Linked DNA regions of Homo sapiens: region 1 is linked to region 2. Evidence: chromatin loops called from intact Hi-C (ENCODE). Cell type or tissue: GM12878. All regions are shown on one strand. Links, peaks and the distances in the headings refer to the core of each region. The heading gives the core; the rest is flanking DNA.

The links. A loop is a pair of places that touch in the nucleus more often than their neighbours do. Peaks named below come from ENCODE experiments on the same cell type or tissue, not always from the same donor. Only the 100,000 strongest peaks of a DNase experiment are listed, where the experiment ranks them.
Region 1: a loop joins it to region 2, with 12 times the contacts of the local background. A loop is called at or near these places in 23 of 110 quality-filtered maps.

The regions. Positions count from the first base shown.
Region 1 is chr11:116,727,663-116,738,635 of GRCh38, reverse strand. No RefSeq gene overlaps it. Among named protein-coding and RNA genes, the nearest start is that of BUD13, 40 kb to the left of the region's middle. RefSeq lists a silencer at 5,653-5,702. In GM12878, for the core only: a CTCF peak has its summit at 5,739 (motif pointing left); a DNase peak (open chromatin) is centred at 5,665; H3K27ac peaks cover 533 bases.
Region 2 is chr11:117,100,168-117,111,140 of GRCh38, reverse strand. No RefSeq gene overlaps it. Among named protein-coding and RNA genes, the nearest start is that of SIK3, 7.2 kb to the right of the region's middle. RefSeq lists a silencer at 1,729-1,963. In GM12878, for the core only: a CTCF peak has its summit at 4,981 (motif pointing right); a DNase peak (open chromatin) is centred at 4,950.

The DNA.
Region 1 (10,973 bases), core at 1,841-9,840, 370 kb after region 2:
GTGTGTGTGTGTGTGTGTGTGTGTGTGTGTGTGTGTGCCCAAGCTCTGGCCCTGCAGATGTCTATCTTTTCCTGCCCTCATCTCTGCTTCCCACACCCACCCCCCACCCACGTGCACACACCAGGTGTTGTCCTGAGACCTGAGACAGAGGGGTGAGCTGCATCTTGTCAGCTGTGTAGATCTGCCAGTAGCTCTACAGTGGCTCCCTTTCAGAATCTGGAATCACAAAATAAGAATCTCAGAGTTGGAAGATACCTTAAAGGGCTTCTAGTTATTCCACCTTCCCCATACCAATTAGTGTGTAAGTATTTCCATCAGTTCACTAGCTCAACTGCTGTTCCCCTCTAGTACCATGGAAATGCAGTGTTAATTCGATTAATCCTAGAATCAAAGTTGGAAAGAGCCTTCGACAAGAGCTAATCCTCACACTCACCCCAGTGCCAGGATCCCCTGGCAAAACACATTTATGTGATGTGCCGTTCCACTCACATTTGAACATATGTATTCCATTCCTGAGCAACTCTAGCTTTTTTCCAGTTGTCTTTCCCCATGGCTTCACCATTTGTCTGAATTATCCAACTTGGGGCTTATATAAAAAAAAGACTAACTCCTTTCTATCTGACACAATTTTAGATGTGTTGGGATAAATTTTTCTCCCTGTGCCCTACCTGTTTCCCTTCCTGGGCCCACAGCATTAAGCTAATAGGAGGAGAGTCTTGCATTAAAACTTATACAGGAAAGGAAGCAGACAATCTTTTACATAATAAGGTAGTAGGAAATTAATCTTCATACACGGAGTTTTATTTTTGAAATTATTATATTCTTATTTGTATAAATGTATGGAATAGAGGTGCAATTTTGTTCCATGCACAGCTTGTGTAGTGGTGAATTCAGGGCTTTTAGGATATCCATCACTTGCATAATGTACATAAGGCCCATGAAGTAATTTCTCATCATTCACCCCCCTCCCACCCTCTCACCCTTCCAAGTCTCCATTGTCTATCATTCCATGCTCTTATGTCCATGTGTACACATTATTATTATTTTTTGAGACAGAGTCCCACTTAGTCACCCAGGCTGGAGTGCAGTGGCGCGATCTCAGCTCACTGCACCCTCCACCTCCTGGGTTCAAGCGATTCTCTTGCCTCAGCCTCCCGAGTAGCTGGGATTACAAGCAAACACCACCATGCCTGGCTAATTTTTTTTTTTTTAATACTTTTATTAGAGACAGGGTTTTGCGTTGTTGGCCTGGCTGGTCTTGAACTCCTGACCTCAGGTGACCTACCTGCCTCAGCCTCCCAAAGTGTTGGGATTACAGGTATGAGCCACCGTGCCCAGGGTGTACGCATTATTTAGCCCCCACTTACAAGAGAGGACATGCAATATATGTCTTTCTGTGTCTGATTTGGTTTCACTTAAGATAATGGCTTCCAGTTCCATCCATGTTGCTGCAAAAGACCATGATTTCATTCTTTTTTTATGGCCGAATAGTATTCCATTGTGTATATATACTACAGTTTCTTTATCCAATCATCCATTGATGGCCACTTAGATTGAGGTTGATTCTATATTTTTGCTATTGTGAACAGTGCTGTGATAGACATATGAGCACACACAGAAGGTTTAATGGTGTTCATGGACACCTCCCCTAGAGGGCCTCATCCTTCTCCTCTACCCTCAGTTCAACAGCAGAACCAAGCGTGACAACCTGTGCCAGAGGCTGACACCAGAGGGAGAGGCAGGAGGAAAAGGATGCAGGACCCTAGAAGAGCCATAATGTTGCCATTAGAAGAAAGCTGCTGGGCCCATCTGACTTTTTTTTTCCCCCAGTTTCTTCAACCATCCTTTTTAATGCATGATTTCGAGTCTCACACTGACTTCTCTGAACTCATTCCAGTTGGAGTGAGCTGGGCCGTAATGTTCAAAGTGTGCTGATCAGAGTACAATGGGTATCACTTCCCTCAGTGTAGACATTATGCGTGTTTGTATGTGTGTGTTTATATGTATAGTGTAACCTCAAACTCCTGGGCTCAAGAGATCCTTCTTGCCTCAGCCTCCTGAGCAGCTGAGACTATAGGTGTGCACCACCATGCCTGGCTAAATTTTAAATATTTTGTAGAGATGGGGGTCACGCTATGTTGCCCAGGCTGGTCTCGAACTCCTGGGCTCCCTCTCACCTCAGCCTGCCAAAATGTTGGGATTACAGGCATGAGCCACCACACTCAGCTAGATATTCTATTTAATTAACTAATTAATTAATTTTTTTAGTGGGTTAAGGAGTGGAACGTTTAATAGACAGAAGAAAGCAGAGAGGAGAGCAGTTCCTTGTGAAGGAGAGAGAGATGTCTGAAAAAAGGCCTAGATAGATATTCTATTTTAATCAGTGTATTTAAGATTGGATTAGCTTTCTTTTTTTTTTTTTTTTTTTTTTTTTTTTTTTTTGAGATGGAGTCTCACTCTTGTTGCCCAGGCTGGAGTGCAATGGCACAATCTCAGCTCACTGCAACCTCTGCCTCCCAGGTTCAAGCCATTATCTTGGCTCAGCCCCCTGTGTAGCTGGGATTACAGGCACCTACCACCACGCCCGGCTAATTTTTATATTTTTTAGTAGAGATGGGGTTTCACCATGTTGGCCAGGCTGGTTTCAAACTCCTGACCTCAGGTGATCCACCCGCCTCGGCTTCCCAAAGTGCTGGGATTACAGGTGTGAGCTACCATGGCCGGCCTGGATTAGCTTTCATGGTGACCACATCACACCACGGATTCCCACTGCACTATCGTCAGAAGCTCCCGTGTCTCCTTTACACATATCGTGAGAAAGGAGATGGAGCCATGTTGCATCCATCTCTTTATTTGTGCAGTTGGTGTTTTGGACTCAGTATAGTTACCTTTAACCTCTAGAAATCCTACTTTCTTGTTCTTCTATGCTTTCTCAGCATGAAAGTGGTAGGATGCTAAGCTTTGTTCTGGTTTTTCTTGGTGCAGGAGAGGAGGAGGCCGGAATGGGGGTTACAACTTGGGCCCGGTTATACTCCTGAGGCTCAGATGAGCCCGGCCAACATGGCCTCATGCTGGAGAGGACTTAGCTTCTGAGTCAATTTGAAAAGTCTTTTAATATGAATTAAAGAGAAAGTGTGGGCTGGGGGCAGTGGCTCATGCATGTGATCCTAGTGCTTTGGGAGGCTGAGGTGGGTAGGTTGCTTGAGCCCAGGAGTTTGAGACCAGCCTGGGCAACATAGTGAGACCTTGTCTCTACAATAAGTTAAAAAATTAGCTGGGCATGGTGGCACCCACCTGTAGCCCCAGCTACTTGAGAGGCTGAGGTGGAAGGATCACTTGAGTCTGGGAGGTTGAGGCTGCAGTGAGCTGTGATTGAGCCACTGCACTCCAGCCAGGGTGACAGAGTAAGACTCTGTCTCAAAAAAAAAAAAGTTGTTGGCAAAGACAAAACTACTATTCAAGCACTCATCTGAGGTGCTAGGAGACCCCCGGGCTTTGTGGCAGGGGCTAGAAGGGCCCTGTCTGCCCAGTTATACTTAGGAACTGAGAATTTGAACTCTTGCTACTGCTCCCAGGACAGGATCTGCTTACCAATTCAGCCATTTTCTGAGTTTTCATGGCACTTTGAGGACAGCATTTATCATACTATTTTGTGCGTTGGGAGTTCCTATGGCCAGAAACTATTTCTTATTCATTTTCAAATCCCTAGCTCCAAAGCCAAGGTATTACACCCCAGAACTAATAGCTATCATTTATTAAGTACTAACTTAGGCACTAAAATTAGGTACTCTCCATATATTAATCTCACAACAACCCAACAAGGTTAATGCTAATATTTCCATGTTGTAGGTGAAGAAACTGAGGCTAAAGACCACAGCTCTACCAAAGCCTCTGCTCTTTCTTCAAATGAATGAGTGAGTCGGGGGCGGTTGCTCTGAGTGAGAGTGGGCCAGAGTGGGTTCAGGGCATTCAGGAGCCACCACAGCTCATTCGTGGAGGTGTCTAATCAGCTATGCTAATTGATTGTCGTGTCTGCAATATCAGATGCATGCTTAATTAGCACATGAACTCTCCTGTCAGATATTCCTGGAGGGGCTCTGCCAGCCAACCTAGGCCCAGCCACAGGAGCCTGCTGCTTTCTTGGAAACAGGGTGGGGAAGCATGATGATCCCAGTATTGACAAGGATCCCCTGAGAACAGGAAGGTCCACTGCTTTGTCGTGTGGGAAGCAGATTCAGGATGAAGCCCTGTCTACAAGATGTGTCCAGTCTCCTCCGCCTCGAGGCCCTTGGTTCATCGACCTCTTCCCTACAGCCTTTGGACTTTGCACCACTCTTTGAGGCCTCTGTGCTTTTTTCCAAGCTCCTGCTTCTGCGCTGGTCTTCCTCTCCCTAGCAAATCCTTATTCACCCTTAAGGGTCCAGCTCAAATGTCACTTCCTTTGTGGAGTTCCCCCTGGCCCCCGTGCTACCCGCAGAGTGGCAGAATCAAATGCTTCCTCTTCAGACTTGCTCCTATTGTACTTGTACCTACCTGACTCTAATGTGAGTCTCTTCAAATTACAGTGTTTTTGACGTGTTTTTCTCCCCCGGCCAGACTTAGGGCTTATTCAAGGCAGAGACCACAGTCTTCAGCATCCGGCACAAAGCCCGGCCTGTACAAGACACTCAGTACATTTAATTTGTTGAATTAAACTGAATGCTAGGTTGAGGTTCCACTGCAGGTAAGAACTGGGCAAGTGTAAACTTCCAGAACTCAGCAGCTATTTATTAGTGATATGCAGATGTAGGTAGGGCATCTTTGAAATCTTCCCAAGGATTCTGTGATCCTTATTTTTCCTTTTCACAATAATCCTCTCCTACTTGGGAAAAAGGGGGATAAAATCGCACTTTGGCCCCAGCCTGGGGAGAATCTTGGCATTAGGCTGGGGGGCCATGGTGGGAGGAAGCATGGGACTGGGGCCTAAAGGCCATCAACCAGACTGCAAGCTGCCTGAGTGCAGGATGTGACTTCCCCTCCCTCCCACACATATGGCCATTGCTTCACCTGGAGTGACTTGGGACTGGGGAATCAGGGGTGGGCAGCAGTGCAGGAAAACCCATCCGCACCAGCCTGGGGCTCCCTCTTCTCACTACCTCATGAGGCCCTGTGGAGTGTGGACTGTTGCTGCTGTCCTGATCCCCCAAATGCCATAACTGCTGACTTCTGATGTAAATAGTGTACATTTGTTTTTTACTTTGCAGCTAATTTGCATTAACTTCTCTGAATGACAGACATATAGAAATTCCCTGATTTCTATGACCTCACTTCCACACCACAAAAAACCACAGTGGTCCCTATACCTCTGTACTCAGGGACTCCCAACCCAGGTGGGCAGATACCAGGGGGTTTCTGAGGAGCCCTGCATCAAGCAGGCACCAGCCCAGGAGGAAGCGATCCAGGAATCCCACTACCCCGGAGCCCACTGCTCTGGCGTCTCTTTCTTGTCTCTCGGGGTTGTGCGGGGTGAGGGCATGGGGGTTTGTGAAATGTCTTCGTGATTTTGTAATTCAGGCTAGGGAGTCATTCGGAGAAAAGCGAATGAAAAGTAGGGTAAAGGGGAAAGAGGGGCTTTGTGACTTAGGTGGGCTTTGCAGAAGGACAGGAAGCCACACCCCGAGCCTTACAAGGCAAGCTGGATGGGGCTGCCCGGCTGCAATGGGGATGGACCGATACAGACCGCTCAGTGTAGCCACCTGCTGGACACATGGAGTCATAGCGTTCTGCTTCCTTCATGCTTCCTACCCTCCAGCTGCGCCTGCTCTTCTTTCTTCCTTCTTTCTCCTCCTTCCGCCTAGTTCCGCCCCGGCCCGCATACCTGCTTTCCCTCTTCCCTCAGGTGTGACTACCCAGATGCATCTGTCTTGGCCCAGGGCTGGGGACTCTGAATTTCCTCCTTTGGTGATGACTGAAAGGGAGCAGCTATCCCTGGTTGAGGCCAGAGAGAAGGCTTTTCATCTCCATGTTCAGTCTCTCCACCTTCTCGCTTGGCTTGCTGGGATCCTGCGCTTGGCTGCGATTAGAGGCCACTGAATTTATTGTCCAAACTGGGATGCTTCTGAGAGTGAAGGGTGTGTGTGCTTGCTATTAGTAATTATGCAGAGACAACAGCTGTAGACCAGAATTGTCCCGGGCCAGCGGGGACTCATGGTAAGCATAGTTCCGAGGGTCCGCCGGCGTTTTCGGCCGTGCGTCAGGTGTGGAAGGCTAAGGCGGCCAGCAGAGGCTGCTGCGGCACTTGTTATGTGCCTCACTATCTAAAAAGCTCCTTTTGCCATGCTGGGACTGTGGTGGGTGAAGTTGGTTGTCGTACAGGGCTAAGGTCCCCTGAGTAGTGATTGTACCAGATTTGCTCACCTGGGCCTGGCGCACAATGGGATAAGAAAGCCGCCTGCTTCCTCTAGTCTGGGTGGGAGACACAGCCCAAAGTCCCAGGGCCTACCTTCTCAGAAACTCCCCATCATCCTGGATTGGACTGTGCCTTTCCTGAATTCTGACACTTCTTGTTCCTGCCCCTTCAGGCAAAGACTGGGCAAGCAGTTTCCTAGCACTGCCAGCTCTGAGGCTGGTGCCTTTCTGGGTGGATTATTGGCCTTCCTGGATACATTGGCAGGAGGACTCATGGGTCGGCCCCAGGATGCCCTGGCCAGAGGGGACCCAAGGAATGCCTGACAGTTTCTCTGCCTGACTTGCAGGGGGGAATTCAGACCAGCCTTGGAGTCCTGTGAAGGGGAAGGGCTCCTGGAATCTTCTAGCCCTCCTTCCTCTCACCCAGTTCTAACTCTGGCAGAAAGACCTCATTTCCTCTTCCCCATGTGGGAGACTTTCCCTCCCTTGACCCCTCTTGCAGTTGGGAGACCTTGATCCTTGTGGGAGGAAGGGGTTGCTGTACCAGGATGGGGTCCCTCCGCTCCCCTGGCCAGGGGAAGCATGACCTGCTGAGCTGGAGTCTGGCCCCGCAAGCTGTTGTGGCCTGACCTGTAGTTGCTTGCCCAGTACCAGCCCCTCTCTCCCATCTTCTCTCCCTGCTCACCTGAAGGGAGAGGCCAGTATCAGGCTTTCCAGGCTACGTGCTGGTGATCATACCATGGCAAAGGGCGGTGTCTCACACAGGCTGCGGGAGAGCTGCCCTGCTTAAGCAGAGAATTCTGGAGCAGCAGTGGGTATCCCAGGCAGCCACAGGGATTGCCATGGCAACACGCGAGGCAGCAGCAGCGGGAGACGGGATGGAGCAGGGCGTTTTCTAGGCTAGAGCTGAATTCCTGGGGTGGTCAGGAGAGGGCTGGAGGGCAAGAGATCCATAAACCCACAGCTGCCCCGACAGAGGGCAGTCTGCCTTTGCTCCTGGCCCCTTGTCAGTGGAAATCTGACACCCCCTGGTACATGTCTGTTAGGTGTCCAGCCTGGGCAGAGGGCCTTGTTGGTGTGTGGAGAGGGGGAAGGGGAATCAAACTTAACTGCAGAGATTTGTTTTCTCAGTACATCTGAAGAATAGAAATGGGTTTTAGGCTGCGCCAGCCTGCGTTTTTCTACCTGGGGGACTCTGAGCCATCAAAGTTAACCTAGACTAGTAACCGGGGATCAATTACAGACCTGTAATATGCTTTCCAACTTCCCATTGTAAAAAGCAGCCTATTTGGAAAAAAAATAAATGAAAGTGCTTTTCTTGGTCTCTGGTGCCACTGAGCCAGTGTGATTCCCTCCCTCCCCAGTTGCCTTTGCCCACTTCTCACTCATTACCTCTACTCAATTAGCCAAGGCTGGGTTAACCCCTCAAGAGCCAGGATTTGGGTGAGAGGGGATTGCTGTCACCTTCTACAGGCACGCCCTCCTCCTAGCACAGTTCTCGGGAGCGCAGAGCGGGCCAAGTCCAGAGCCTGCCAACCTCCTCCCCACCCTCTCTCTCGCTGCCAAATCTGACTTTGATTAGCGTGTGGAGGGGGAAGAAAGCAGGAAAATAGAATATTAAAATCTTAATTCAATTTAAAACACTGTCATTCACAGGCATGCCAAACAGTGAGATGACTAATTATTATGCAAATGAGGCAGATAGAAAAGTGATTAATAATTGCACAAATTAAAAATTATTGTAAACATCCTGTGACGAGTGATAAGTCCGATGGAGAGGCGAGAGCGGTGGGCCGGGGAGGCCATGGCGGAGCTGGCTCCTGCATCCTTATTTCCTCATTAGGGGGATTTAATTAGCGCCTGATGATGGGGCTCCGTGCTGCCAGGGGTGGAGGAGTTGGTGGCCAGGGCCTGGGCGGTCTGTGCTGGATCCTCGGTTTTTCTCCAGTTCCTCCTTATTGCTCTGTGGCTGGGGCTGGAGCTGGCTGCACAGGAGGAGGGGTGGGTTGGGGTTGGGGAAAGGCTGGACACCATAGAGGAGCAGGTGCTGTGCAAAGCTTCTCTGCCGCCTTCCACTGGCCTTTTGCCCGCTGCTACCTCTGTCATTTAAGTCCTCAGGTGTGGGTCAGGGGTGTTGGTGAGGAGGCCCCTGGGTGAGGAACTGTGGGCACATCCTGATTCAGCCAGGCATATTCCTCAGGGTTTAGTGAAGCGACACACAGGGCACGTCCCCAATGCTGAAAGGTCCCAGGGAGGATAGACAGGTATATGATGCTGCCTGGGGCCTCAGGGTTGCCTTGGGTCCAAGTTTCCCTGACTCTGCTGGGCACATAGAAACTAAGTCAGTGTCCTGAGCCAAGTGACTTGCCCTTAGCCATGTTCAACCTGCATCCAAGCGCCCCGCAGCAGGGAATGCTTAGGAGTCACTTTGGCTTGGGTGGGCATGGCTGCTGCAAGGCAGGGGACAGAGGAGGCCGAGTTCTTTGGGCCCAGCAGCACCAGGTGCTTTCCAGGGCATGCAGCCCTCCTGGATTCCTCCTGCCCAAATAGGGAAGCAGCTGATATGTTCTTGACAAAACATACCAGCCAGCCACAGTACAGCTTCCCCCTGCCAGTCCCCGAGCCCTGAACTCTGAGCAGGAGGGGATGGGACTGGGTCTAGGCTCAAGGAAAGGTGGCTGATGATGGGAAATCCATCTCCCTGCTCCACCCCCAGTCACCATGGACCTTAGGGAGATGGTCTTCCTTGTCCAGAGAAGACCACAGAATAAGCTGGGAGGTGAAGAGCCTGGTGAAGAGCTTTTGCTCTTCAGAGGAACAGTGGATGCTGGAAATTCTGGCAGTTGGGAAGGCTTCTGGACAGGGCCAAGGTGGGAATCTGGCCTTTGAAAGATGTAGAGGACTCAGAAAAGAGGGTTGGAGGTGAGAAATAGAGAGAATAGCATTATCCAAGTCTTTACCTTCTCTCTAAGAGCCCAGATTTTCCTAACGGGGCTAAGAAGCTGAGGTTTTCACAGGCCAAAGGCCCAGCCTGTGTGTCCCTAAATTTCTCTTCCTGAGACTGTGGTGTAAAATTAATTTTTTTTTCCTGGTGAGGGTTTGGAGGTGAGAAAGGTTTATTTCTGTTTCAGGACTCACGCAGTTATCCCAGGGTTAATAACCTGCACACAGCCTTGTCACCACAGCCACTAGTGCCCCTCTTCCCACCCCCTCTCTGCCAGCCTCATGTCTTCACTCTGGTTCCTGGGTTTCTCTAGTCCCTTTCTGATTCCTGGAGGAGGAAAGTTCTTTCCTATTGGGACTGCAAGTCCACCCCTCTGACTTCTGGCTAAAGCTTCCTGGACTCTGAAGGCTCTCCCTTCACTGTGAACTGTTTAGCCATAGCTGCCAACCTTCAACAAACTCCCTTCTCCATCTCCTCTCTTTGCCCGCTCCTGACTCCTGCCCTATGCTACCCTGAACCCCTCCTGGGTTCTTATTCTGTTTTTCTTTTGTTTTGGTTTCTCTGGGGCTCTGCTGAGGCAGCAAAGGGTGATGGGGTATGGTACTGATTCTGTGTTTACCTTGGACAAGCTATATCACCTCTCTGTTTCCTCATTGTTATAACTGGGAAAATGCTACAATCTCATGGAATCTTTCACTTTCCCATCTTCATCAGTTCATTTATTCCATCAAGACTTCACTTCTACGCGTCAAGTGCTGGGGATGCAAAGCTGCAGATGGTCTCAAGGAACGCGAGCCCTGTTGGGAGGCAGATAAAGGAACAGCACGCGCAGAGGCCCGGAGGAGGGAGGAGAATAGAAGTGTGGAGACTGGCAAGGGATTTGGGATGGCAGGAGGACAGGTTGCACTGGGGAGTGGTAGAGTTGGAGGCCTTTTGTTCCCTGGAATTTCAATACGATTTTGTGGGCTCTGAGCAGGTAAGAAAGGACTTTGTTGGGGTGGCAGGCAGGACTAACACTGTGTTTTAGAAAGATCGTTTTGGCAGCAGTGTGGAGATGGGCAAGGCTGGAGGCAGGGTCCCCACCCAGAGGCAGCTGCTGCTGTCTGTATGAAAGACGATGAACTGCAGCCATCAGGTGTGGCTCAAGAGTCACGGGAAGAGGAGAGAGCTTTGTCATGAGTCAGAAAAGGCAGGATGCAGCATCTCAGTGACTGTGAGGGTGACCGAGGGGGCGTCTTGGGTGACACCTGGGTTTCTGGCATGGAGCAATGCTCTTCTTTGAGAAGAGGGATCTAGGGAAGAAGGAGAGATGATGATGGTGTTGCTTTGGGAATCCTGGGAATGACCACCCTGGGTTTAGTTGCCTGGGACGGAGTGGGAATTGAATATCTGCTATTGAATATTTGATATTGAACATGCTGAATTTGGCGCTTCATCTGCCTTGCCTGTTTTATTTCTCACTCTGACCATACCTAGATCTTTTGAAAGGAGGCTTGACCCTATCCTGAAGCTTGACCCTGACCTTCTACCTTTCAACATTTTGGTTAGCGGGCGCCTGCTTGCGGACTTTCTGAGATGCACTTCTCAGTTATTCAGCTGTGTCTACATTCATTCCCACAGGCTCTGGGCAGGTTGGAAGAAC
Region 2 (10,973 bases), core at 876-8,875:
GTTGGTATGAACTGTAAGGGAAGAATATCTATAACTACTCTGGTTTCCACATCCAGCTTTGGTAGAAATTGGCTCTACTGTGTAGGGGATTTAGAATTGGGTGGGAGGCCCACACCACATGGCTCAAATGCTATTGAGAGGTGACAGTGTTCTGACAGCCCTCGCTCGCTCTCCGAGCCTCCTTGGCCTCAGCGCCCACTCTGGCCACACTTGAGGAGCCCTTCAGCCCGCCACCGCACTGTGGGAGCCCCTTTCTGGGCAGGCCGAGGCCGGAGCTGGCTCCCTCAGCTTGCAGGGAGGTGTGGATGGAGAGGTACTAGCGGGAACCGGGGCTGCCTGCCGTACTTGTGGGCCAGCTTGAGTTCTGGTGGGCGTGGGCTTGGTGGGCCCGCACTCAGAGCAGCCGGCCGGCGCCTCCCGCCCCGGGCAGTGAGGGGCTTAGCACTCGGGCCAGCAGCGGAGGAGGGTGCGCCAGGTCCCCCAGCAGTGCCGGCCCGCCGGCGCTGCACTTCAATTCTCCCCGGGCCTCAGCTGCCTCCCTGTGGGGCAAGGCTCGGTCTGCAGCTGCAGCTGCAGTCTGCGATGCCTGAGCCTCCCCGTCGCCGCCGTGTGCTCCTGGGCAGCCCCAGCCTCCCCCGACGAGTGCCGCCCCCTGCTCCGCAGCGCCTGGTCCCATGGACCGCCCAAGGGCTGAGGAGTGGGGGCACAGGGCGCAGGACTGGTGGGCAGCTCCCCCTGCGGATGCAGTGGAGTATCCACTAGGTGAAGCCAGCTGGGTTCCTGCGTCTATTGGGGACTTGGAGAACCTTTATGTCTAGCCAAGGGATTGTAAATACACCAATCGGGACTCTGTATTTAGCTCAAGGTTTGTAAGTGCACCAATCAGCACCCTGTGTCTAGCTCAAGGTTTGTAAATGCACCAATCTGCACTCTGTGTCTAGCTGATCTGGTGGGGACTTGGAGAACCTTTATGTCTAGCTAAGGGATTGTGAATACACAAATCGGCACCTGTCAAAACGGACCAATCAGCTCTCTGTAAAACAGACCAATCGGCTCTCTGTAAAATGGACCAATCAGGGTAGGGGGGGTGCGGTGGGGCAGATAAGAGAATAAAAGCAGGCTGCCGGAATAGGCAGTGGCAATCCGTTTGGGTAGTCTTCCTTGCTGTGGAGGTTTTGTTTTTTCACTCTCTGTAGTAAATCTTGTTGCTGATCACTTTTTGGGTGCATGCTGGCTTTATGAGCTGTAACGCTCACTGCGAAGGTCTGCAGCTTCACTCCTGAAGCCAGCGAGACCAGGAATCCACCGGGAGGAACGAATAAGTCCAGGCGTGCTGCCTTAAGAGCTGTAACACTCATGGCAAAGGCCTGCAGCTTCACTCCTGAAGCCAGCGAGACCGTCAACCCACCAGAAGGAAGAAACTCTGGACACGCCGCCTTTAAGAACTGTGACACTCACCGCGAGGGTCTGCGGCTTCATTCTTGAAGTCAGTGAGACCAAGAATCCACCAATTCCGAACACATTATTACCCTTCGTCATCATGTCCTGCCCACTCATTTTTTTTTTTAAGAGATGGTGTCTCTGAGTAGGCAAAGTGGCTTACTCCTGTAATCTTAGCATTTTGGGAGGCCGAGGTTGGAGGTTTGCCTGAGCTCAGTAATTCCAGATCAGCCTGGGCAATATGGTGAAACCCCATGTCTACTAAAACACGAAAAATTACCCAGGCGTGGTGGTGCACACCTTGTAGCCTCAGCTATGCAGGAGGCTGAGGTGGGAGAATCACTTGAACTCAAGAGGTGAAGGTTGCAGTGAGCCAAGATTGTGCCCTTGCACGCGAGCCTGCCTGGCAGAGCAAGACTCCATCTCAAAAAAAAAAAAAAAAAGATGGTGTCTAGCTCTGTTATCCAGGCTAAAGCACAGCACAGTGGCTATTAAGAGGTGTGATCATAGCGTACTGCAGCGCTGATCTCCTGAGCTCAAGCAATCCTCCTGTGTCAGCCTGCCAAGTAGCTGGGACTATAGTTGGCACTACTCTCCCGGCTCCTGCCCTTATTTTTAACTTAAAAACTAAATGGGGCCAGGCGTGGTGGCTCATGCCTGTAATCCCAGCACTTTGGAAGGCCAAGGTGGGCGGATCACTTTAGTTCTGGAGTTTAAGGCCAGCCCCACCAACATGGCAAAACTCTATCTGCTAAAAATACTACAAAACAATTAGGCAGGCATGGTGGCACATGCCTGTAATCCCAGCTACTCAGGAGGCTGAGACGCTAGAATCACTTGAACTCAGAGGCAGAGGTTGCAGTGAGCTGAGATTGTGCCACTGCACTCCAACCTGGATGACAGAGTGACACTGTCTCAAAACATAAATAAAATAATAAATTTAGAACATTTTAGTTTTATTTTGGAAAACAATTAAAAGTCATATATGAGTGTTTCATTTCTTTTTTTTTGAAGCAGAGTTTCGCTCTTATCGCCCAGGCTGGAGTGCAATGGCGCGATCTTTGCTTACTGCAACTTCTGTCTCCCAGGTTCAAGCGATTCTCCTGCCTCAGCCTCCCGAGTAGTTGGGATTATAGGTGCCTGCCATCATCCCTGGATAATTTTTGTACTTTTAGTAGAGGTGGGATTTCACCACGTTGACCAAGCTGGTCTTGAACTCCTGACCTCAGGTGATCCATCTGTCTTGACCTCCCAAAGTGCTGGAATTTCAGGTGTGAGCCACCAAACCCGGCTGAGTGTTTCACTGTGTAAAAGCAGATTATTGCACAATACCTACAAATGGTATACATATAATTTGTTGTTTTTTACATATATTATATTAAATAAATTTTAGGGGAAAAAATGCCACCAGGATTGGATCTTTCCCACAGAGCTCATATAGACTTCTCACAAAGCACTTGCATTATGCAGAAAGTTTGGGAGTGCACACAATTTGTTAAGCAGATTGTTACATAGCAATTATATAAGTGTTTTAGTATTTTTCATGTACATGCTTTAAATTTTATTTAAAAAGGCACTGTCATCATTTTTTTTAACAGACCACAGACACTAGTATATTCTAATATTTGGAAAGACAACTGGCTTTGGAGATCAGCAGCCTTGGAATTACATCTCAGCTTCACCACTTACTGGCTGTAGGAGCCAATCATCAGATAGATAAAGTAAGTTGACCATCTATAAAGTGGGGATAACAACTACGTTATGAAATTTGAGAGTAAGAATGTTTTCATTGGACATGCAGAGTTGCATCACAAACACAAATATATCCACATTCCACAGATTGAACTATGCATGTTTAGTAAACCAAATCGAAACATTTAAACCACAACTTTCTTTTAACTCTGAAGTTAATCCATTTTCACAGCCCTAATTCTATTCTCAATCATTCCTAATCTTTTGAAAGTGATTTGGAAACCAGTATGTTATTGTTTACCTACTTTTGGAATTTAGAGGGAGGATGTACGAGGCTCTAATCTAGGTCCCTTTACATATTTATAAGTTAATTCTCCTAACGACCTCATTAGGTAGGAGTGATTTTCCAGAGAAGATAACAGACCTGGCTCTTAAATGTGCCAAGTGAATGAAATTATTTTTTAAATAAAAATAAATGGAAATAACTTCATCCTTAGTTTTTTTTCTTAAGCAGAGTTTCCCTCTTGTTGCCCAGGCTGGAGTGCAATGGTGCAATCTCGGCTCACTGCAACCTCCACCTCCCCGGTTCAAGCAATTCTCCTGCCTCAGCCTCTCCAGTAGCTGGAATTACAGGCACGCATCACCACGCCTGGCTAATTTTTTGTATTTTTACTAGAGATGGGGTTTCACCATGTTGGCCAGGCTGGTCTTGAATTCCTGACCTCAGGTGATCCACCTGCCTCAGCCTCCCGAAGTGCTGGGATTACAAATGTGAGCCACCACACCCAACCAAAAGACAAATTTTTTTTTAAGACAAGTGTGGTGGTATATGCCTACAGTCCCAGCTACTCAGGAGGCTGAGGTGGGAAGATAGCTTGAGCCTAGGAGTTGGAGGCTTCAGGGAGTTATGATTGCACCACTGCACTCCAGCCTGGGCAACAGAGCAAGACTCCGTCTCAAAAAAAAAAAAAAAAAAAGGCAGGCGTGGTGGCTCTAGCCTGTAATCCTAGCACTTTGGGAGGCCAAGGCGGGTGGATCATTTGAGGTCAGGAGTTTGAGACCAGCCTGACTAACATGGTGAAAACCACACCTGTCTCTACTAAAAATACAAAAATTAGCTGGGTGTGGTGGTGCACACCTGTGATCCCAGCTACTTGGGAGGCTGAGGCAGGAGAATCACTTGAACTCCGGAGGTGGAGGGTGCAGTGAACTGAGATCATGTCACTGCACTCCAGCCTGGGTGATAGAGCCAGATTCCGTCTCAAAACATACACACACAAACACACACAGCATGGACTGCTACTTAAGCCTAAAACACAATTGTAAGCCTACCCCACTGTACTTTCTTTTTTTTTTTTTTTTGAGGCGGAGTCTCACTCTTTCGCCCAGGCTGGAGTGCAGTGGTGCCATCTCGGCTCACTGCAGCCTCTGCCTCCCGGGTTCAAGCTATTCTCCTGCCTCAGCCTCCTGAGTAGCTGGGATTACAGGCGTGTGCCACCCCGCCTGGCTAATTTTTATATTTTTAGTACAGACGGGTTTCACCATGTTGGTCAGGCTGATCTCAAACTCCGGACCTTGTGATCAGCTCTCCTCGGCCTCCCAAAGTGCTGGGTTTACAGGCGTGAGCCACCGCGCCTGGCCCCCACTGTACTTTGTATTTGGCCATAAAGAAATCTAGCTTCCTGAAGCCAGCTTCCATTCGGATTCCAGCTTTCTGGCTCCTATACGGGTTTGTGGTTTTCAATGGCCTACAGTTTAAATAGAAAGGACTAGAAAGCCTTCCTTAGCAGAAAAGAAAAGGGAGTATTCGTTACGCATCATGTAGTTTAGGACTTCAACCAGAAGGTGTCTCTGCAGCCAAGGGATAGGAATCTGGCCTCAAGAAGTAGAAGACTGGATTTTCTAGTTTGAGAAAAATTGTGGCAGAAATGAAGCAAACAAAGGTAAGTCAGCTACCTACAGAAACCAATCCCAATAGTATAAATTGTTCTTAGCCAACAGCTGAAAAGGCTGGTAGAAAACTTAAGCAAAACCCACTTTTTTTTTTTTTTTTTTTGAGACAGGGTTTCACTTTGCTGCCCAGGCTGGAGTGCAGTGGTGTGATCACGGCTCACAGCAGCTTTGACCTCCTGGACTCAAGTGATTCTCCCACCTTAGCCTCCCAAGTAGCTGGGCCACAGGCATGCACCACCATGCCTGGCTATTTTTTTTTTTTTACTTATTTTTGAGATGGAGTCTTGCTCTGTTGCCCAGGCTGGAGTGCAGTGGGGTGGCGTGATCTCGGCTCACTGCAAACTCCACCTCCCGGGTTCAAGCAATTCTCCTGCCTCAGCCTCCCGAGTAGCTGGGATTACAGGCGCCCACCACCACTCCTGGCTAATTTTTTGTATTTTTAGTAGAGACGGGGTTTCACCGTGTTAGCCAGGATGGTCTCATCTCCTGACCTCGTGATCCGCCCGCCGTGGCCTCCCAAAGTGCTGGGATTACAGGTGTGAGCCACCGCGCCCAGCCTCCTGGCTAATTTTTTTTTTTTTTTTGAGACGGAGTCTCGCTCTGTCCCCCAGGCTGGAGTGCAGTGGCACGATCTTGGCTCACTGCAAGCTCCACCTCCCGGCTTCAGGCCATTCTCCTGCCTCAGCCTCCCGCGTAGCTGGGATACAGGCGCTGGCTGCCACGCCCGGCTAATTTTTTTGTAGTTTTAGTAGAGATGGGGTTTCACCGTGTTAGCCAGGATGATCTTGATCTCCTGACCTCGTGATCCGCCCGCCTCAGCCTCCCAAGTGCTGAGATTACAGGCGTGAACCACCGTGCCCAGCCCCTCCTGGCTAATTTTTAATTTTTTTTGTAGAGATGGGGGTTTTGCTATGTTGCCCAGGCTGGTCTTGAACTCCTGGGCTCATGCCGTCGTCTCACCTCAGTCTCACAGAGTGTTGGGATTACAGGAGTGAGCCACTGTGCCTGGCTCAAAACCGACCCTTAATGCAAGGAAGCTGCTTTAAAAGCAGAGCATCTGTCCTGTCACCTGAAACACACCAGGCTGTGTGAAGGTGAGCTTTGAAAACTGAGAGGCAGTTCCCAAGGCAGGTGCTGCAGAAGAGACGGCTCTTCCGTGAGAATAGATGTGAAGATGAAGGGAAAGAAGAAAAATGCAGTTTTGTAAGTGCAGAGCTAGGGAAATAAGGAAAACTTTCACCCTAGGTAGACCTTTGAAGTATGCCTTCATTTTCGGTGAAACATGGTGACTTTCTAGAATCTAGGTACACTTTGATATTCAAGGGAAAGAAAAGGATCCAAATATGTCAATATCTTAATCAATATTTGTTGAATATCATATTTTTTACTTAGGAGAAATAAGTAAATTATAAGACAAAAATTAGTAGTATAAATATTAGAGAGTTGATTACAGGGTAACAAGGGATCCTCCACCTTAAGGAACACACTTTTATTAAAAATGTTGTCCTGGCCAGGTGTGGTGGCTCACGCCTGTAATCCCAGCACTTTAGGAGGCCGAGGTGGGTGGATCACCTGAGGTCGGGAGTTCCAGACCAGCCTGGCCAATATGGTGAAACTCTGTCTCCACTAAAAATACAAAAATTAACTGGGCGTGGTGACGGGTGCCTATAATCCCAGCTACTTGGGACTTGGGAGGCTGAGGCAGGAGAATTGCTTGAACCAAGGATGTGCAGGTTGCAGTGAGCCGAGACTGCACCGCTATACTCCAGTCTGGGTGACAGAGCGTGACTCCATCTCAAAAAAAAAAAAAAAAAGTTGTCCTAGATGATTTTTTTTCTTTACTAAATGTATTTTGCCATTGATTTTTCTTATAAAACCAAAGGTATATTTGCCCAAGGAAGACATTGATCCCAAATGATAATACAGTCACATCTAAGGTTGAAGAAGACCTTTTGAAAATTATACTTGGCCAGTTCAGTGGCTCACACCTGTAATCGCAACACTTTGGGAAGCTGAGGCAGAAGGATTGTTTGAGACCAATAATTTGAGACTGGCCTGGGCAACATGGCAAGACCCTGTCTGTATAAAAACATTAAAAGATTAGCCAGGGCCGGGCGCGGTGGCTCACGCCTGTAATCCCAGCACTTTGGGAGGCCGAGACGGGCGGATCACGAGGTCAGGAGATCGAGACCATCTTGGCTAACACGGTGAAACCCCGTTTCTACTAAAAATACAAAAAATTAGCCGGGCGTAGTGGCGGGCGCCTGTAGTCCCAGCTACTTGGGAGGCTGAGGCAGGAGAATGGCGTGAACCCGGGAGGCGGAGCTTGCAGTGAGCCGAGATCGCGCCACCGCACTCCAACCTGGGAGACACAGTGAGACTCCGTCTCAAAAAAAAAAAAAAAAAAAGATTAGCCAGGCATGGTGGTGTATACATGTAGTCCCAGCTACTCGGGAGGCTGAGGCAGGAGGATCACTTGAGCCCAAGAAGTTGAGGCTGCAGTGACCTATGATAGCGCCACTGCACTCCAGCCTGAAGATGTTTTGGATTATTCAAAGGATAATTAATAATAATCTAAAAATGTTTCAACCATATCCTAGAACATATGCAAAGTAATAAGGGCAATTTTTATGTTTTGCATCACAGCTTGAATGGCTACATTAAAAAGAACAATGTGGGCAGACTGAACAGAAAGTCGTTGACTGAAAGCTTACTTAGCTTCCCTTATACAACCTACCTGAGATATTTTCTAGCAGGAGACTAAGTAGTTATCCTTGGCTGCTCAGACCTGCTTCGGATGCCCTGGGGAAATTGGGATGTGACCAGGTGGATCTGAGAAAGACGAGGAAAAAGGCAAAAGCCACACAGCTGAGGTGGTGATGCAGAACACAGTCTTTTTATTATTATTATTATTATTTGTGACAGAGTCTTGCTCGGTCACCCAGGCTGGAGTGCAGTGGTATGATCTCAGCTCACTGCAACCTCTGCCTCCCAGGTTTAAGCCATTCTTCTGCCTCAGCCTCCTGAGTAGCTGGGACTACAGGTGCCCACCACCATGCCTGGCTAATTTTTGTATTTTTAGTAGAGGCGGCGTTTCACTGAGTTGGGCAGGCTGGTCTTGAACTCCTGACCTCAAATGATCCACCCACTTCGGCCTCCCAAAGTGCTAGGATTACAGGTATGAGCCACCATGTCCATCTAGAACACAGTCTTAAGAGAGAGAATGTGTGCATTCAGCTCACCCACAGAACCAGGGCATTTGGAGTGTTCAATGTGTGTCCAACAGTGCCTTGATTCCTATGTGATGGCAGAATTTATAATCAGCGAGTAATTTCCTTATTTGGGGAATTAGTAGCATGTAAATATACTACGATGTTGTCTTTTGGCATACAGAATTTCTGAATAATGCTCCTGTATCAACATTGCATGTATAAATTTAGCTTTTTTTCTTTTTTTTTTCAGAGTAGTAATGAGTTGGACCAATAAAAAGTGCAAAGCCTGGCTTTCTTCAAGTCCTCATGCTCCGAGAGTCTAAGGAGCAACATTGTAAGGCTGCAATTTTCTTTCAGGTTGCAGGTAAACTGCTCTGCAGGCAGCCTAAGTGTTCTTTGAAAATCACTGAAAATATGTGACATCTCACTGTTTGTATCACTCTCAGGTCAGACCTTAGGTCCTCAGACATTCTGTATCACTTCTAAAAGTTTCCAAGTTCCTATCACTGTCATTGAGAATAACTTGGTCTGCTCTTTTCAAATTCTGGAAACAGGACACAATGACATTACATAGGAAAATGTCTCGTTTTCCTCTTTGAATCTATCTTTTGCTTTTTCAGAAAAGGGTGAGTTGGTAATGATGGCTGATTAGGAGCTGGGTGAAGGGTCTATCTCTCTGCCTTTGTCTTGCATTACAGGGGCTCTGAGAATTCCACCCCCAAGCCACTCCTCTGAGTCTTCTTCAGGACAGGAACACAACACTTATAGGCCTGTATTTTGTTTTTTTTGTGAGAGGAGTTTTCACTGTGTTGCCCAGGCTGGAGTGCAATGGCACGATCTCGACTCACTGCAACCTTTGCCTCCTGGGTTCAAGCAATTCTTGTGCGTTAGCCTCCCAAGTAGCTGGGATTACAGGCATGCACCACCAAGTCTGGCTATTTTTTAAAGATTTTTGGTAGATACAGGGTTTTGCCATGTTGGCCAGGCTGGTCTCGAACTCCTGGCCTCAAGTGATCCACTCACCTCATCCTCCCAAAGTGCTGGGATTACAGGTGTGAGCCACTTGTGCCTGGCCAGGCCTATATTCTTTTTTATTCTTTTTTTTTTTGAGATGGAGTCTTGCTCTGTTGCCAGGCTGGAGTGCAGTGGCACGATCTCGGCTCACTGCAACCTCTGCCTCCTGGGTTCAAGCGATTCTCCTGCCTCAGCCTCCCGAGTAGCTGGGATTACAGGCATGTGCCACCATGCCCGGCTAATTTTTTTTGTATTTTTAGTAGAGACGGGGTTTCACCATGTTGGCCAGGATGGTCGTGATCTCTTGACCTTGTGATCCGCCCGCCTCGGCCTCTCAAGGTGCTGGGATTACAGGTGTGGCCTCAAGGGCCAGAAATACTTCTACACAATAAGCCATGATACTCTTCTTGGTGCTATTTACAAGTGAAGCCATCGCAGGCACTTCATTCAGTCTTACTGTCTTGTTGTCTTTATTCCTGCGCTTCTGCTACCTGCTCTGTCCTGCTTTCAAGACCTCTCAAAATACTCTTCTTCCCTGGGTCGAAACTGAGCCCAGTCACCCTGAACTTAATGGAGAGACCACTTTTCCTACTGGCTCCTACCTTGACAGGGATTATAATACAATGGGGAAGATCCTAGGTTCCAGAGGTAGGTTGCCTGGGTTTTAATCCCAGTTCTATCACTTTCTAGCTCTGTGATTTTGGCCAATTCCCCTAATCCCTATGTGCCTCATTTTCCTTATCTGCAAAATAGAGATATAATACAAACCATCTAATTAGGTTGTTGTGAAGATTAAGTGAGTTCCCTTAGGTACACTGTTTAGCATAACGCGTGGCAGATTGCTATTTCCTCTGAGTTTCTCTCAGAACCTAACTCAGTTCTTGGTACTCAATAAATCCTTATTAAACGTAAACATCTAAACTATTTTCCTTTTTGCCTGATGATCTCCTTTGATTACTCCCTTCTCTAATTTTCTATATTCTTTGTGCCAAAGAGGACTATTCTTCAAGGAGATCTCCAGCAAGTCTCTACCAAAGTCTCAATCAGAAACACCATCTAGTGACCTCAATCTATACAGGAAAGGAGCGTAAGTGACATAACACACAGCACACAGCATATGTTCTGGTCATTATTGAGGGACAAGAGTCATCTGCTTCTTCTCTGTGGAAATTAGAACAATGCTGCATTTTCTAGGTCCTTCCCAGAGTTGTTTTTGTTTTTGACACTCTTGAGAGAGTAGCAAAAGTTCTGATATTTGATGTTCGAATTACCTCCATTAGTGGAGGACACTCTGTGATCATACAGTCATCAGTAAGAATGGTTTCAGTGCTGCTCCTGCAGCTTCCACAGTGAAAGATTTTTTTATTTGCTTTACTAGCCAGCTAAGGTTTCTGTTGAGACACCCAGGGAGATGGTAAAACTGCAGCTGTAGCTGGGCACGGTGGCTCACGCCTGTAATCCCAGCACTTTGGGAGGCTGAGGCGGGGGGATCACGAGGTCAGGAGTTCGAGACCAGTCTGGCCAACATATCGAAACCCCGTCTCTACTAAAAATACAAAATTAGCCGGGCATGGTGGTGTGCGCCTGTAGTCTCAGCTACTCGGGAGGCTGAGGCAGGAGAATGGCTTGAACCTGGGAGGTGGAGGTTGTGGTGAGCTGAGA